Regions from separate parts of the Mus musculus genome. Here regions 1 and 2 are each linked to region 3. Evidence: chromatin loops called from intact Hi-C (ENCODE). Cell type or tissue: left cerebral cortex. All regions are shown on one strand.

Region 1 (5,000 bases), 58 kb before region 3:
AAAGCAGAAACATTAACGTGGGTAGCAAGCGAAGGGGTCCATCCCAGATACGGGGAAGGTTGAGTAATGGTTCCGTCGTTAAAGCTCTTTACTGTGTGATCGTAAGGTTCTGTGTGTGGTCTCAGAACCTACACACAAGCCAGCATGGTACTGTGTACTTATCACTAGGCAGGTAGAGGCAGGTGGGTGGGTCTCTGGGGCTCAGTGGTCGCCTGCCTAGCTGTATGGTGGCTCCAGGTAGCAGTGAGAGCCTCTGTCTCAAAAGGACAAAGTAGAAGCTCTTGAAGAATGACTTCCAAGGTTGTTCTTTACACACACACACACACACACACACACACACACACATGTTTGTCTGCACACCCCCACACAGACATGTACACACTCAGGTACACTCATACAGACCTGCACACACATACACTCACACAGACATGTATGTACATACTCAGATGCACTCATACAGACCTGCACACACACACACACACACACACACAGACATGTACTCACTCAGATGCACTCATACACTGCACACATTTTAAAAGAAAGGATTCGGTCTGGGAAGCTTGCAGTACCAGCACACACCTGGGAAAGCAAGGTAGAAATGGAACCTGAGTTAAGCCAGAGTTTCACACATCCCCAGAAAGGCAGGCATGAGGATGGTGCCGTATGCTGGGTTCTGCCCGGACCACCTTTACCCCTGTTCCTCAGCAGGGTTTCTAGACTGTTCCAGACAGCTTTATCACACTTAATGGGGTTCACCTCCCCAGCCTCCCCAGCCAGACACTCCTGAGGCTCCTTTTCCTTCCCCAGTTGAGAGGGACATGGGTTGGCACAGTGGTGGCCAGCCATTCATCTCTGTTGGAACCTAATGAGATTATGATTACACTTAATGGCCAACATACACGGAGTTTGATGTTTCTTTTTGCCTTTTTATGTGTGTGCGCATTATATATTTGTGCCTAATCTCTTTATAAACACACACAAGGTGTCCAGTAGCACATAATAGTTGATTAATTGCACACTGAACATGCCTCTCCATACATATGTTCCTGGTTGCCTGCGGTTCTCTAAGTGGGGTTTATCCCGCCACAAGCACACCTGGGACAGGTAACAGACGACTTTAGTTCAGTACTTTCTGGGTCATTGTTAGAATAACATCACTTAAATGAAATTTATTCATAGTACTGTTGTATCAATACATCCCTTATTATTTTAGGATTGGATTTCCATGAATAACAAGAATGTTGGTGTTGTCTTCAGTGGGGTTTCATTATTGCAGTTCTAGAATGGACGTTTTCTTCAAAATCTCCATTTTCTCCTTCATTAACTAAGGAGCAAATTAGACGTGCATTTAGCCTGTGTCTGCCTAATGTTATTTTTAGAAGCCTTCTCACCTCTTTCCCCCTCCTTTGGGGTTTCTGGGTTTTTTTTCCTCAGCTCTGCTTTGCTCTCCCAATCACCGCAATTAAAATAAGCACCGTCCAGAAGTGGGGAGGAAAAGTGGAGGGGAGGAGGAAGAGGAGAGGGATTGCAGAGATCTCTCAAACAATACAGAGAGATGTATCCATAGGAAACCAAGCCAGGACAACAGCACCGTCAGCCAGTGTGGAAGATTGTTTACTCATAGGAAGGAAAGCTCCTTAAAGGTTAAAGATCCAAGCAAAGCCAGAGAGGCCTACGCGCCTGGCCTGATGATACAGCTGTGTGTCAGCTCCCGCCACCAATGTTCCGTTGATCAGTGGAGGAGAACGTATGGGGAATGCTGCCATCGAAGGGTTAATGTTTCTATTGTGGGTCCAGGAATTGAGCGCTTTCTCAAGAACATCAGGCGCCCAGTACAAATGTGGGAAAGATCTAGATGTCATTATTAATAAAAATAGAAATAACACATTTTTTTTGCATGCTAAATTAGTAGGGATTAAAGTTCCTCGGGGGTTGGAGGGATGGCTCAGCAGGCAAAGCTCTTGCTATATCAGCGTGAGGACTTAAGTTCAGATCTCAGACATCCACACGGGTGAGTGTGCAATCCGTGCTCTACCCCACACAAGTTATTTGGGCAGCAGCACCAGGCTAAGGATGCTCTTGTACTTGTGGATTTAATATAGCCTCCTTGGCTACCTTGTGCGTTAAATACCTCCATTGTGTGTACTCTTGAACGCTACAACCCAGTTCTTAGGAATTTAACCCGAGGACAATGGGGTGACGTGTATGTGTGTGGCTGTTTGTTGATCCATGATTTATAATACAGGAAACACCACCCATGTCCAGTATATATATTTTATACATAGCTAATTATACATTCTATACATCTATTACATAGCTCTAACAGATCGTAAAACACATCCAAAAATAATACATATAGCATTACCCATTTTTTTATAATTAAAAAGTTTATGTTTGCATCTAAATAAGATCAAAATTTACCAGGCTTTCTCCTGGGCTGGGAGGACAGGAGACCTCTTCTTTTTATCATTTCATACCATGCAGTGTGAGTGTTCCAACTCCCACTATTTATAAAATCGGTTTAAGCTGAATGCCTTGGGCCAGCCAGCCAACTGACTTAGATTTTTGTGTTTCTGAAAAGGCTACAAACCTTGTGAGAGCTGTACTTGGAATGGCTCTTTGCAATTCTCCCTGCTTGCTAGAGGGATGCCAGCATTGTTGGACCAATCAGGCCCAAGGTCCGGGTTATTGACAGGGTTGTCGCAGCAGAACTACATGTGGCTGAGCTGTTTGCTCTCAGGTTTAGCAGTTATTTAGACAGGGGACTCTTTATTTGAGCTCAGGCCAGAGGGGCTGAGTCTCAAGGTTGAAGAGTAAAAAGAAGGCATAAGGCAAAAAATTCTTTTTCTGTGTAGATTCCTAGGGGCTGTATTGTCTTCCCTTCACCGCTGTGTCACAGTTAGGACCAAGTCTTCCATTCCGCTGCCACTGTTAGGACCAGCCGCATGCTTTCATCAGCTACATTGCTTGCTTAACCAAAACCAAAGTAGGTAATAGTATATAGGAACAACATCCCCGAGTCTAGATGGACTTCCCCTTGGACAGACCTCTCCCTGGACAGACCTCTCCTTGGACAGACCTCCCTCTGGACAGACCTCTCCCTGGACAGACCTCTCCTTGGACAGACCTCCCTCTGGACAGACCTCTCCCTGGAAAGACCTCCCTCTGGAAAGACCTTCCCCTGGACAGACCTTCCCCTGGACAGACCTTTCTCTGGACAGAGTTCCTCCCATACAGATCTTTCTCTGGACAGACCTCCCTCTCGACATACGTTCCCCTGGACAGACATCCCTCTGGACAGACCTTCCCCTGGACAGAATTTCCCCTGGACAGACCTCCCTCCAGACATACTTTTCCCTGGACAGACATCCCTCTGGACAGACCTTCCCCTGGACAGAACTTCCCCTGGACAGGCCTCCTTCCGGACAGACTTTCCCCTGGACAGACCTCCCCTTTGGACAGACTTTCCCTAGAAGTAAGTAGAAGCAACATTCATGAGAACCAGCTGCCATGATTGGTGCCACAAGTCCAGCCCCTGGGGCAGTGTCTTGATGACCCCAGAAGAGGACAGAGGAACCTAGCATTTATTGTCCAATGTATTGAGTTTTAGAGCTCTAGAAGGTGGTAGAACCCATTTTACAGATGAGCAAAAAGGCTCTACGGCCACTTGACCAGGAGATGCATAACTTGAATCCAAGTCTGGCCAACGATCCTTTCCCCTTCTCCATAAAGAGAGGCATTTAGAGGTCTGGGCTACCAAAACCAATGCGAGATAATACCTCAGTAGCCACCATTCTGAATTCAAAGGGGAAGGTATACACTATGCCTGTTCCTTACAAACACCCCTACCAACTGCTGCCACTTCACCAAAGATGACCCTGCCATGCCATGGACACCTCGTCCTCTCTACCAACTGTCTGTTCAGGTTTACCAGGAATGTGTTTTTGTTTGTTTGTTTGTTTGTTTGTTTGTGAGACAGGATTTCTCTGTATAGCCCTGGCTGTCCTGGAACTCACTCTGTAGACCAGGCTGGCTTCGAACTCAGAAATCCGCCTGCCTCTGCCTCCCAAGTGCTGGGCTTAAATGCGTGTGCCACCACCACCGGGTCCTGGATCGTGTTGTTTAAACAGTCTTGGTCTTTACAACATTGACTAAGAGTGTTCTGGAAGGTTCTAGGTTTATCTTGAAGACACTAAGAGAGAAGCAGGAATGTTCCAAGGGATGTCTGAGCATCGTGGGGTTGTGTCACTGCGCTGACTCTCCTGATTCTGATAAAAGATGTCTCTCATCATTCCTTGCCTCCCTGGTGTCCCTCACACAGACCCCCCTGGAAGGGAGTGGAGAGGTAGCTTTGGAGTGTAAGGGAGAAAACACAGGCTCTGGGCACATTTATGACTGTGAACTCAAAGTTTGCTGCCGTTTTTTTGCTTTGTTTTGTTTAAAAAATGTCACCATTGAAATGGATAAAAGTTATTATTAAGCTCATTTCCTGTGTTAATTTTTTTTTTCCTTTTTTCGCATGTGGTCATAGGAAATACCCGGAGAAAGAGTCAAGCCTATCTAAGCTTGGAAAGAAATCCACAGTGGTGGGTTTGCACATCGGCCTTAATTGGCCCAATTGACCTTCCCTGCTGTATTTACAATTGCCTCAAAATTGTAAACAGATGTTGGAGCCCTGCTTTAATGGCCTCCCACATCTGCTTCGCCAGCATGCTGCCCACCAAAGCAGCTGTAATTAGGGAGCACCTAGTGACTACCTCCTTCCTTATGGGCCCAATCGATTGGGTTTCTCTCTGCAGGATTTAAGTCCACTCTCATTCTTGCTTTTATTTGAATATGTCTTGCATCATGTTTTCTTAGGCAGAGAGGTCTGTCAGCCAAGTAGAGAAAGAAAAAGAAAAATACCCATGCTAAATATTCTCCAGACATGATAAAGACTTTCTGCGCACAGAGGCCAAGCCTTGGGAATGGGCTTTGCTCTTTCCTGCTGCATAGTGTGC
Region 2 (5,000 bases), 67 kb before region 3:
ACCGTCCTCGAAGACGCAGTCCGTTCGATCCCCCCCGCCCCAGGTCCCCATTCACCCCTGCATCGGTGCCTCTTTACCCTTCTAATCTTGTAGCACCCAGCTTCTCTGAATGGAGCCACCTCTAGGTGTCCCATAGAAAAGGCCCTGGGAGGTGACCCTGAGTGACAATTCCCTTTGCTCCTCAGCTAGGGTCTCCTTTTGCTTCTAGGACAAATCGAAGGAGGATCTGGACAATCTGTGGCCTGACACATCCTTTAGAGAGACTCAAGTGACAGAGGAGGGTGCGGTTTAGGTAGGTACGTTGGAAGGGGTTTAGAAAATGGAGAAGTGTTGCCATAATAAAACCTGTCTTCCCACAAAGGCAAGGATGGCGAGTGATTTGCCAGTCTAACAAAATGGGACAGTCCTGATGATGTCTCTCTCTCTCTCTCTTCCTGGCAACAGTAGCATTCCTCCATGGCTATAATTATCTAAAGGCCCTTTTGTCTAATTCAGAAATAGATCTCCAGGCTGGAAAGATGACTCAGCAGGCACACACAGTTAGCAGGCACACACAGTCAGCAGGCACACACACACACACACACAGAGTCAACAGGCACACATAGCACGCACACACACCCAGATACCACGACATGCACACACACAGACCAGTAACAGATTCTCAGAGTTTTAAAAAATATATATAAAAATATGATTTCCAGTGTCTTTCAAGTTTTGGTTAACATTTTAATCAAAATTGGAAACATTTATATGCTTTAAGCAGTTATTTGCTATTAATGATTAGAACCAAATCGAGGCTCGGTTAAAAATTGACAGAATGGAGATAAGATCATTTAAAGCACTTTTTAAAATAAGTATTTGTAATATGGGCAATTGGAAAGCAGGGCTTAAGATCATCAAGCAGAGTTAGGGTGTGATTCTGGGGCGAACAGAAGAGTGGGCCCTGGCAGGCTTCAGGGGTTTGCTTGTGTATTTTGAAGGTAGATAACAGAGTAGTGAATTCTCTCTACTGGGTTTTTAGTCCTCCAGTACACTTCAGCATCATGTGATGGTTTTATTTTACAATGTCATGACAGACCTTAAGCCAGAAATACCATCCTTTACAATTCCCCACAGGCTGGAAACTTTCTATATGCCAACTTAAACCTATACAGAGTTTCCATGTTTTTTAAATTTTATTCATTTTTATTTTATTTACATTGGTGTTTTGCCTGCCTGTGTGAGAGAGCCACAGACAGTTGTGAGCTGCCACGTGGGTGCTGGGGATTCTTAAGCCCTGAGCCATCTGTCCAGCCGCCTTTCTCGGTTGTTACAGTTCTTTCAGGGCTGTGAAGCCGAGGCTTGGCGTGTGCTTCAGGGCACACAGGAACTTGGGGCATGCGGTGGTGTGGCGCTGACGCTGGTCCTCAGCAACAAACACTGTTCAAGAAGAAACTGTACGAACAGTTGGGGCTGTGGCTCAGGAGGCAGAGTACTTGCCTAATGCGTCAGGCCCTGGGTTCTAGCCCTGGCATTACATAAAATACATGTGGTAGCACCCAGGATTCGAGAAGCATTCCTGTAGTGAAACCCCGTTTCTCCACCAACACAAGGTTGACGAGTGATTTGATTTGACAATCTGGGCGATGCTGTGACATGAGTGCCTTAAGTCCAAAGCTTCTTGGAGAGGCGACCTTCCAGCTTTGAGTGAACCGTGGCCTTGCCCATGGTCTTCATATCACTTCATATCTGCAGACACTGTTCCATACTTGATCTCCCCAGCCCACTGTTCCCCATGTCAGCCACTCCCACTGGGTGGCCCTTTCTGCCCTGGAAGCCTTGGTCTGTGAGCAGCCCCCTTCTCCTGGTCTGTGAGTGTCCCTTCGCTTTGGTCTAAGAACGCTCAGACCTTGGTGCTTTACAGTGCTGTTTGAAGGTCTACACGTCACACTGTGTGGTTCTCACGTTTCCCTCTGCCGGTGCAGCTGGGAAGCAGGGCTTGGGAGGACACTGTGACTCATGTGATGTTCACCTCCACTGAGGAATTCCTAACAGTTAGGAAATAGAAGTGCAGCATGGCATGGTGGGAAGAGTGGGCCTTTACCAGAGTCCATGCCTTCCATTCAAGAAGATGACAGGTCTCCCCCAATCCTTATCACTTCAGACCCCGTGGATATGGTTTGGGAAGGATCTGAGTCTGTCTTCCAAGGGCTCAGGAGCTGGGAGCTTGGTCCTCATTGTGGGATGTTAGGAGGTGGTGGGACCTTTCAAAGGGAGATGGCTGAGGGAGAGGTTGCTACTGGCTCCTCTGAGTGGCTGTGTCTTCCCTGTGATCTTTGTGTATGAGAGACAGAGATTCCCACCCTGTTCCGTTCACCCTGAGGCCCTCACTAGAGCAGAGGCCAGATGGCCTGTCCTTGAACTTCAGAACTGTGAACCACACAGCTCTTTAAAAACATCAACGGCCACAACAGTAAAAACCCACAACTCAGCCTCAACAAAAAAAAGCTTTTACTAACAACAACAACAACAACAACAACAACAACAGCAACAAAACATGACTACAGGCAAGTGCAGGAGCTGGGGAAACAGCCTAGGAAGAGCTGACTAGTAGTCCCCCCTCCTCCTGGCAACCTGATAGGTGGCGGCTACACCTCATCTAAATAGGGCAGAGGAAGGTGCCAGGCCACAATTTAAAATTTAGAAAAATACTAAAAGTAAGATTCATTGGAAAATTCTGTGGGGGGAAACAGGTCTGTTAACACACACACAAAAAGATATTCAACCTCTTTAGTCATTAGAGAAGTTAAAATCAAAGCTCACACTCACTGAAATGGCTGTAGGAAGAGGCAGAGCCAGGCTAGGGGGTGTGTCTTATTCAGGGTTTGTATTCCTGCATGAAACATCACGACCAAGAAGTAAATTAGGGAAGAAAGGGTTTATTCAGCTTACACTTCCACATTGCTGTTCATCACTTAAGGAAGTCAGGACTGGAACTCAAACAGCTTCAAGAAAGCAGGAGCTGATGCAGAGGCCATGGAGGGATGCTGCTTACTGGCTTGCTTCCCCTGGCTTGCTCAGTTTGGTCTCTTATAGATCCCAGGACTACCAGCCCAGGGATGGCATCACCCACAATGCCCCTCCCCCCATCACTAATTGAGAAAATGCCCCACAGCTGGATCCCTTGGAGGCATTTCCTCAACTGAAGCTCCTTTCTCTGTGATAACTCCAGCTGTGTCAAGTTGACACAAAACTAGCCAGTACAGGGGATAGAGAAAGTCAGTAACAAGTGCTGGCAAGGAAGTGGGGAACTTTAACCCTGTGCACGCTGTTGCAATGGAAAATGGTGCCATGTCTTCGCACCAGCCTGGCAGTGCCTCGGCTGATGAGGCAAAGAGATAACCCTGCAGTTGTATTTCTGGCACTGAGGAGCAGCTGCATAAAAACCTGTACATGTGTGTGTGGAGCGCCACTGTTTACAGCAGCCCTGAAACAGCCATCCCCATCAGTAGGTAAACGGACACATAAAATCCTCTCTGTCCATGCCAGCTAACACCAGCCACAGAAGAAACAGATAGATGCCACACTGGGTGGATCTTAAAAATATGGTGCTAAGTGAGAGAAGCTAGAGGCATAAAGGACCCATACTGTGTGATTCCATCTATGTGGGATGCCCAGAACAGAAAATCTCACAGAGATGCAGAGTGGATTAACTGGAGTGAGCTAGAAAGACGGCCAGCCCGGTGGTTAAGAGCAGTTGTTGTTCTTGCAGACGGAAGTAGGTTCAGTTCCCAGCACACGCGTGGTGGCTGTCAAGCATTCATAACCGCAGTTCCCGGGGATCTGATGCTACCCTCTGACCTCTGTGGGCACCAGGCACCTGTGGAACACAGATACATACATGCGGGCAAACCAGTCATACACGTCAAAACAAACGCATTTAAAAATGTTTACAAAACAGAAATAAAGTGCACCAAGGTTGCCAGCCTGGACGGAGCGGGTGCTTCAGGGCGGGGGCCTCCTCTTTGGGCAGCAGAGATGGTGAAGGCTGAACAGCTCGGCCAGTAGGCTGGGACTGTGGACCTTGGACTGTTAGAGGGTGAACTCGTGGTCTTTCCACACCTCTGTAAAGTTGTCATTTTTTAAAAAGCTGACGGTAGAAAAAGCTGTCAGCTTGCATCGGAAATTACGTGGAAGGGAGGTGTGTGCGCCTCTCTGTGTGTATGTGTGTGTGTGTCTGTGTGTGTGTCTATGCCTGTATGTCCAGGCACATAATGAGGAAGTCAGAGCAGGACATAGGGCGACTTCCCCTCTCCATCCCTCTCAGCCTTACTGCCTAGGCATCTCATTTCTCTTTGTTGTCGACTGTTACTGAACCAGAAGCTCTCTGTTTCGGCTCAGCTGGCCAGCCTGAGGGCTCTCAGGATTCACCCACGTGTACCCTGAAATGCTAGGGTTACAGGCACACACACATAACCGTCTTTTACGTGCATGCTGGAGACTGGAACTCAGGTCCCCATGTTTGCTGAGCACATGCTCTCATCTGCCTTCCCACCTCACCACCCCCAACAGGGAATACTCTTTTAAAATGAACACGAGAGCCAGGCTTGCCGGTGCATGCCGTGATAACAGCACTTGGAATGTGGAGGCAGGAGGATCAGGAATTCAGGTTTATGCTGGAGCCAACAGTGCGTTTGAGGCTGGCACGGGTAACAGGAAATCAGCAAATAATAAAAACAGACACAGCAAAACCAGAATGTATTAACCGTCTCTTGGTGACAGCAGATTCCCACCGCTGACGGTAGCTGAGGTTGTTCAGGTTTGTGTCTGGGCTGTGAAGATGGTGTGGGTGGAGGATGGCGAGGCTGGGGAGATTGCGGCTCACGTTTCCTCTGGGTGTCTTGGTCTGGGCCATGGCCACATATGCACTCCTCCAGGATAGGGTCTGTTTCTCTTTTGTCGATGAGTGAATGCCCCCAGCCCCGAGCACAGACCTGGTCAGCATTTCCATAAATGTCTGT
Region 3 (5,000 bases):
AGACTCGGGAATGGGACCCTCTAGGAAACAGGAGACACTAAATGACAATGTTAACCCTGCTGTAAGACAGAGACTCCTTCTTACAATTTCCCCCTTGTCCAGGACAAGCAAAAGACATTTTATTCTTGGCACCCAGGGGTGGGCAGGCATACTCCACCTCAAGGAGTGATTCATAGTGTCCAAGAGAAATACTGTGAGGATGTGTTTCACGTGTATTGGCACAGGTTGGGTTACTCCTGAATGCCTTGTTCTGCTCCTGCAGCTGTGAGGAAGACCCACGGTTGCACCAGCCAGACCCTGCCCAACATAGTCTTTGCACGAAAAGAAATGATAGGCTTCCTCCCCTATGCAAGTACTACACACTTCAGGGATACAGGAGGCAGCGGGTGTTGGGCGGGCGGGAGTGGGAAGGGGTGTTTTTTAAGCAGTTTCCTTCCCTTAGGGGTTCTTTTAGCCTGCAGGAGAGGGTGGGGAGCTACGCAGGGCACAGGCTTGCTTTAAGGGGCACTGCTTGCAAGAATCTTGAGGAACGCTTCAGACTGACATGTAACTTCTTGTTAATACACAATACCAGTTTGTCCTCTGCCCTGCTCAACCCCTGTTCTCCCACAAATGATGATGGATGGAAGGAAGGGAAGGAGGGAGGGAGGGAGGGAGGGAGGGAGGGAGGGAGGGAGGGAGGGAGAGAAAGAAAGAAAAGAAAGAAAGATATTCACAGAAAGATGATTCATAATAGATGCACACACATATAAGTACACATAGATTGATAGATGATACATACATATACATGTCACATACATACATATATATAGATATGCATAAATAGATATATAGATATCTACATAGATGCATGCATACATATATAAGTACATACATACATGAATGGATGGATAGATAGATTCACAGACAGATTCACAATAGATAAATGCATACACACATATATAAGTACACACATATAGATAGATAGATGATTGATAGATATATTTAGATATATTTAGTGGGAGGGAGAGGGGGGGGAGAGAGAGAGAGAGCTTGGCTTTGGCCATTAATACCTCCTGCTCTGAACTATATCCGATTGATGCCAAATCAGCAACTTCGGGAAGATGGAGAAGTGTCTTAGCATGGAAATAAAATGCAGAGAGCAAGACTTGGAGGAGACCCTGGGAGTGAAGGGCTCTGGGACGTGTGCTCGTTTTCCTTTGCCCCAGATATCAGCCAGTCAGGTAGAGATGCATGCGGTTACGCTTTGCCACTTAACCCCAAAGAGGCGTTTGCATTCTTTTCGGTGAAACTGTTCTAAAAGCAGACCCGAAGCCCAAACAGACCCAGGGTTCTTGGGAATTCTCAAAAGGTGTTGATTTATTTACTGCAGCTAAAGCGTAATTAGTTCTCAGGGGATGGGGTATCTCTGAAATGCTCTACTGCCCACATACTGGCTTTCGGAGTAATCAGAAACGTGTGCATGTTCAAACAGAAATGCACTGTAAGTAAAAACAAATGTCAGACACTGTTGTCACTTGAAGGTAGATACGAGGTAAAGGGAAAGAACTTGATAACATCGTCCAAAGAACTGTCTCCTAGCAGTCAAGCCAAGCACCAGCCAGGCTGACCCCACTCTCCTCCCTCCACCCCTGCCCCTCTCCACTCTCTTGCTCTTCACCCCTTACTTCACCCCTGTGCTAGTTCCTACCAAAGGCTGTGAGGGAAACGACACCCCTCCTTTCTACAGCTCCGCAGGTCGTTGGCCCTTCCTGACCACCATGCAAACGCACACACTTGTCCCCGTTCTGTCCGAGCTGCTGGCCCTCCTCTTCGTGTCCGTTCTAACTGACCAGTTTTTCCCATCATTTGCAGGTTGATGTTTGAGATGCCGCAGGAAATGGGCTTAATTGCCATTGCAGTTCGGCAGACCCAGGGCAAAGGTCAGTCATCGTTTGTTGTCATTGCTGTTATTTCCCTTTCCCAAAATCCACGAGTCTCCTGGCCAGAGAGCTCAGTGTGTGCTGAACCCTGAGACCACTCGAGTTTAGCATCTTTCCATTTTAACAGCCCCCTGAAATGGGGCACGGGAAAAGGAGAAGGCCCATTGACTTCAGTAGAGCACAGGCAGTCTCCCAGTCCACAGTTTGTTAACTACGCAGTGTTTGCATTTGATGGCTGTCACGCCTGCTAACCCACGCTCCCCATACATCCTGCAGGTTGTGATGGAAACGAAGTTCTAAGACATTTACTCTCCTGAAGGTCCTCGGTGAGGGTCTGTTGGAGTCTGTAGTAAGCTTACATCACATTCAGAGGCCTCCTGCTCACCAGCCCCCACGAAATGGCACTGGATCTGTGCCTGCTAAAAAAAGAGCCGGTTTCCACCACCTGCCTCTTGCAGACCGAGAGTCTGCGCTGTTCCAGAGCCATGGTGGGACCAGCAAGGGCAGAGATCCCACCAGCGTCTGTAGGAGGCATGGGTGAGGCTTTACAGGAACATGGGTCATGTTCCTGCCAGCCAGCAGCCAGCACCAGACCACCCATATCTGCTCTCGCTCAGAGCAGAGAGATGGGAGTCTGCTACTTCTTTGATTTGAGCATAAGACAAAGAAGAAAAATATATTGCAAAAAGCTATGGGAGTCTAGCTATGTAGCTCAGGCTGACTTTCAGCTCCCAAACTTCTTGCTGCAGACTCCCAAGTGCTGAAATTACAGATAAATACCACGCATGCACACCATCCATTCCCACCAGAGATGGTAGAGTTCTTAAAAGATGATACTCTAGAAGCATTTTTAATTAACCTGTACCTCTCAGTTTGATATTTTCTTTTCCTAACTTCAGCTTTAAAAAATAAGTAGCAGCTTAGAGACTTGCTATCAGGGATCATGTGTGTACATACACGTATGTGTGTACATATGTGTGTATGTGTGCATGTGTGTATGTACATGTATATGTGTGCATATTTGTATGTGCATGATGGTATATGTACATGTGTGTACGTACATGTATATGTGTGTACATGTGTGTATGTGCATGTGTATGTGTACAAGCATGTGTGTATTATGATACATGAGCATGCATTTATGTGTATTGCACATGTGTGTTGGTACGTACACTGGTGTGTACAGCCAAAAGGTCAGTGTCATCAAATGTCTTTCTGTCACTGTACCTGGATCTCACCGATAGGCTAGACTAGCAGGCTACAAAGCCCCTGAGAACCCATCTGCCTGCCTGTATCTCTTCCACACTTGGGTTACAGCAAAGGCACCACCATGACTGGCTCTGTGTGTGTGCGTGTGCATGGAGGAACCTTGGTTACTCTCCAGTTTATTTATTGAGGCAGGGTTGCCCCATGACCCTGGAGTTTGACAATTCTAAGTAGTCTATCTGGCCAGCACCTGGTTTCCCCTCCCTCTGTCCCCAAGTATCCTCATGCTTGTGTGACAACCACTTTATTGTCAAGCTGTCTGCCCAGTTTCTTGCCTGTCCTTTTATGTGGGTGCTACGGATCCCCAGGCGTGAGCTGTAAGTACTTTACAGACTGAGCCATCTCTTCAGCCCCCGGGGATTGCTTGATAGCATTCAGCCTGGAGCTCAGGCTGGGACTTGCCCAGCATGCACAGAGCTCCAGATTTAATCCAGCACCAAACAGTGCGAAACCTTTCACACTACTACCACTGAAGGCACGGCTCTGGGTTTCCATGGACCACACAGCCAGTACTACCAGAAGCACTTTTCCATTTTCACCCACATGCCCAGCCATGTGGTAGCACACTTTAAGACATTAGTTGTCCAAGCACAAAATGCAGGGGTCACCCTCATTATGTTTCCGCAGCAGCGGGGTGTGTGTGTGCGCACATGTGTGTGCAGATATTTGTACAGGTATGGTATATATATGTCCATGTGGAGACCAGGAATCAGCCTTCGGTATTGTTCACTGGGAGCTGTCCACCTTATTTATTTATTTATTTATTTATTTAGACAGTGTCTCTCTCTTGGGGACTTGGAGCTTATAGATTCAGCTAGGCTGTTCCAGCCGGAGAACCCCAGGGACCTGCTTGTCTCCATCTCCACAACACAGGATTTTGAGTACACACCAGGTTTTTATATGAGTACTGGAGACGAAACTCAGGCCCTCACACTTGTGTGGCAGGCACTCTACTCACCAAGCTCTCTTCAGACCCCAGAGCATTTTTCTCTTGTCGCATGAATCCCTAGAACATCAAGGTGTGTCATGAAGCACAAACAAACTCTAGTGGGACATTTTCTCCGGGAGTATCCACATAGGAAGCAGTCTTCTCTCAATGACTCTGTCTTCCAGGAAGGGGCCCGAATGCCTGGCTGAGCCCCGTGGGATGTGCTCTTTCCACTCTGCTGGTCTTCATCCCCCTGAGGTCACAACTGGGACAGAGGATTCCATTTGTCCAGCATTTGATGTCCTTGGCTGTGGTGGAGGCAGTGCGGTCTATCCCAGGGTATGAGGTACGTGTGACTTCATGCAGTCTATCCCAGAGTATGAGGTGTGTGTGTGGCTTCACTGTCCTTCCCTTTCCTGCGGAGCCTCCAGCTCAGCCTTTCCATCTGTAGCTTGTGTTTGCACAATCGGCAAAGACATCACCAGAGTGCGTGTGGCACCATTTGAAGTAGGTACTTTTGGCTGGGGCCACAGCTCAGGGGTAAAGTGCTCGCCTGGCATGCCTGTCTTTTACAGTGCTACTGTGGGTAATTGCTTCCACAGAGTGTTTTCCAGAATCTCTTCCGGGGCTGTCTGCCAGGTCTCTTAGCATCCTAGTGAGGAGGAGCTTTTCTTTTCTCTTGATGAACAGATTGCATCAGATTGTTGGGCTGGGTGGGAGCTGTGTGTGTTTTCAGTTTTAAAGGGGGGCTGTTTTATGGACCCAGCTAACTGTGTCCTCTTACCCTCATGTCCGAGGGGCAGAGCTGCTCTTAGTCTGTGGCTGATGGAGTTCACAGCTGGGTTCTTTTGATGCTGTCTCCCGCACTGCAAGGACAGGCATGC

What was found. Peaks named below come from ENCODE experiments on the same cell type or tissue, not always from the same donor. Only the 100,000 strongest peaks of a DNase experiment are listed, where the experiment ranks them.
Region 1: it touches region 3 in a loop (2.0-fold over the local background); 2 of 42 quality-filtered maps call a loop at or near these places.
Region 2: it touches region 3 in a loop (2.1-fold over the local background); 2 of 42 quality-filtered maps call a loop at or near these places.

What each region holds. Positions count from the first base shown.
Region 1 is chr16:94,195,781-94,200,780 of GRCm38, reverse strand. All of the region lies in intron 6 of Hlcs (holocarboxylase synthetase (biotin- [propriony-Coenzyme A-carboxylase (ATP-hydrolysing)] ligase)), which reads left to right. Among named protein-coding and RNA genes, the nearest start is that of Hlcs, 92 kb to the left of the region's middle. In left cerebral cortex, no CTCF peak of the experiment used is centred here; a DNase peak (open chromatin) is centred at 2,606.
Region 2 is chr16:94,205,336-94,210,335 of GRCm38, reverse strand. All of the region lies in intron 6 of Hlcs (holocarboxylase synthetase (biotin- [propriony-Coenzyme A-carboxylase (ATP-hydrolysing)] ligase)), which reads left to right. Among named protein-coding and RNA genes, the nearest start is that of Hlcs, 82 kb to the left of the region's middle. In left cerebral cortex, a CTCF peak has its summit at 1,949; DNase peaks (open chromatin) are centred at 496, 1,296, 1,950 and 4,814; H3K27ac peaks cover 748 bases.
Region 3 is chr16:94,138,271-94,143,270 of GRCm38, reverse strand. It overlaps Hlcs (holocarboxylase synthetase (biotin- [propriony-Coenzyme A-carboxylase (ATP-hydrolysing)] ligase)), which reads left to right. Exons shown (of 11, transcript NM_001360045.1): 7 at 1,855-1,922; 8 at 4,302-4,462. Among named protein-coding and RNA genes, the nearest start is that of Sim2, 56 kb to the right of the region's middle. In left cerebral cortex, no CTCF peak of the experiment used is centred here; DNase peaks (open chromatin) are centred at 196 and 2,315.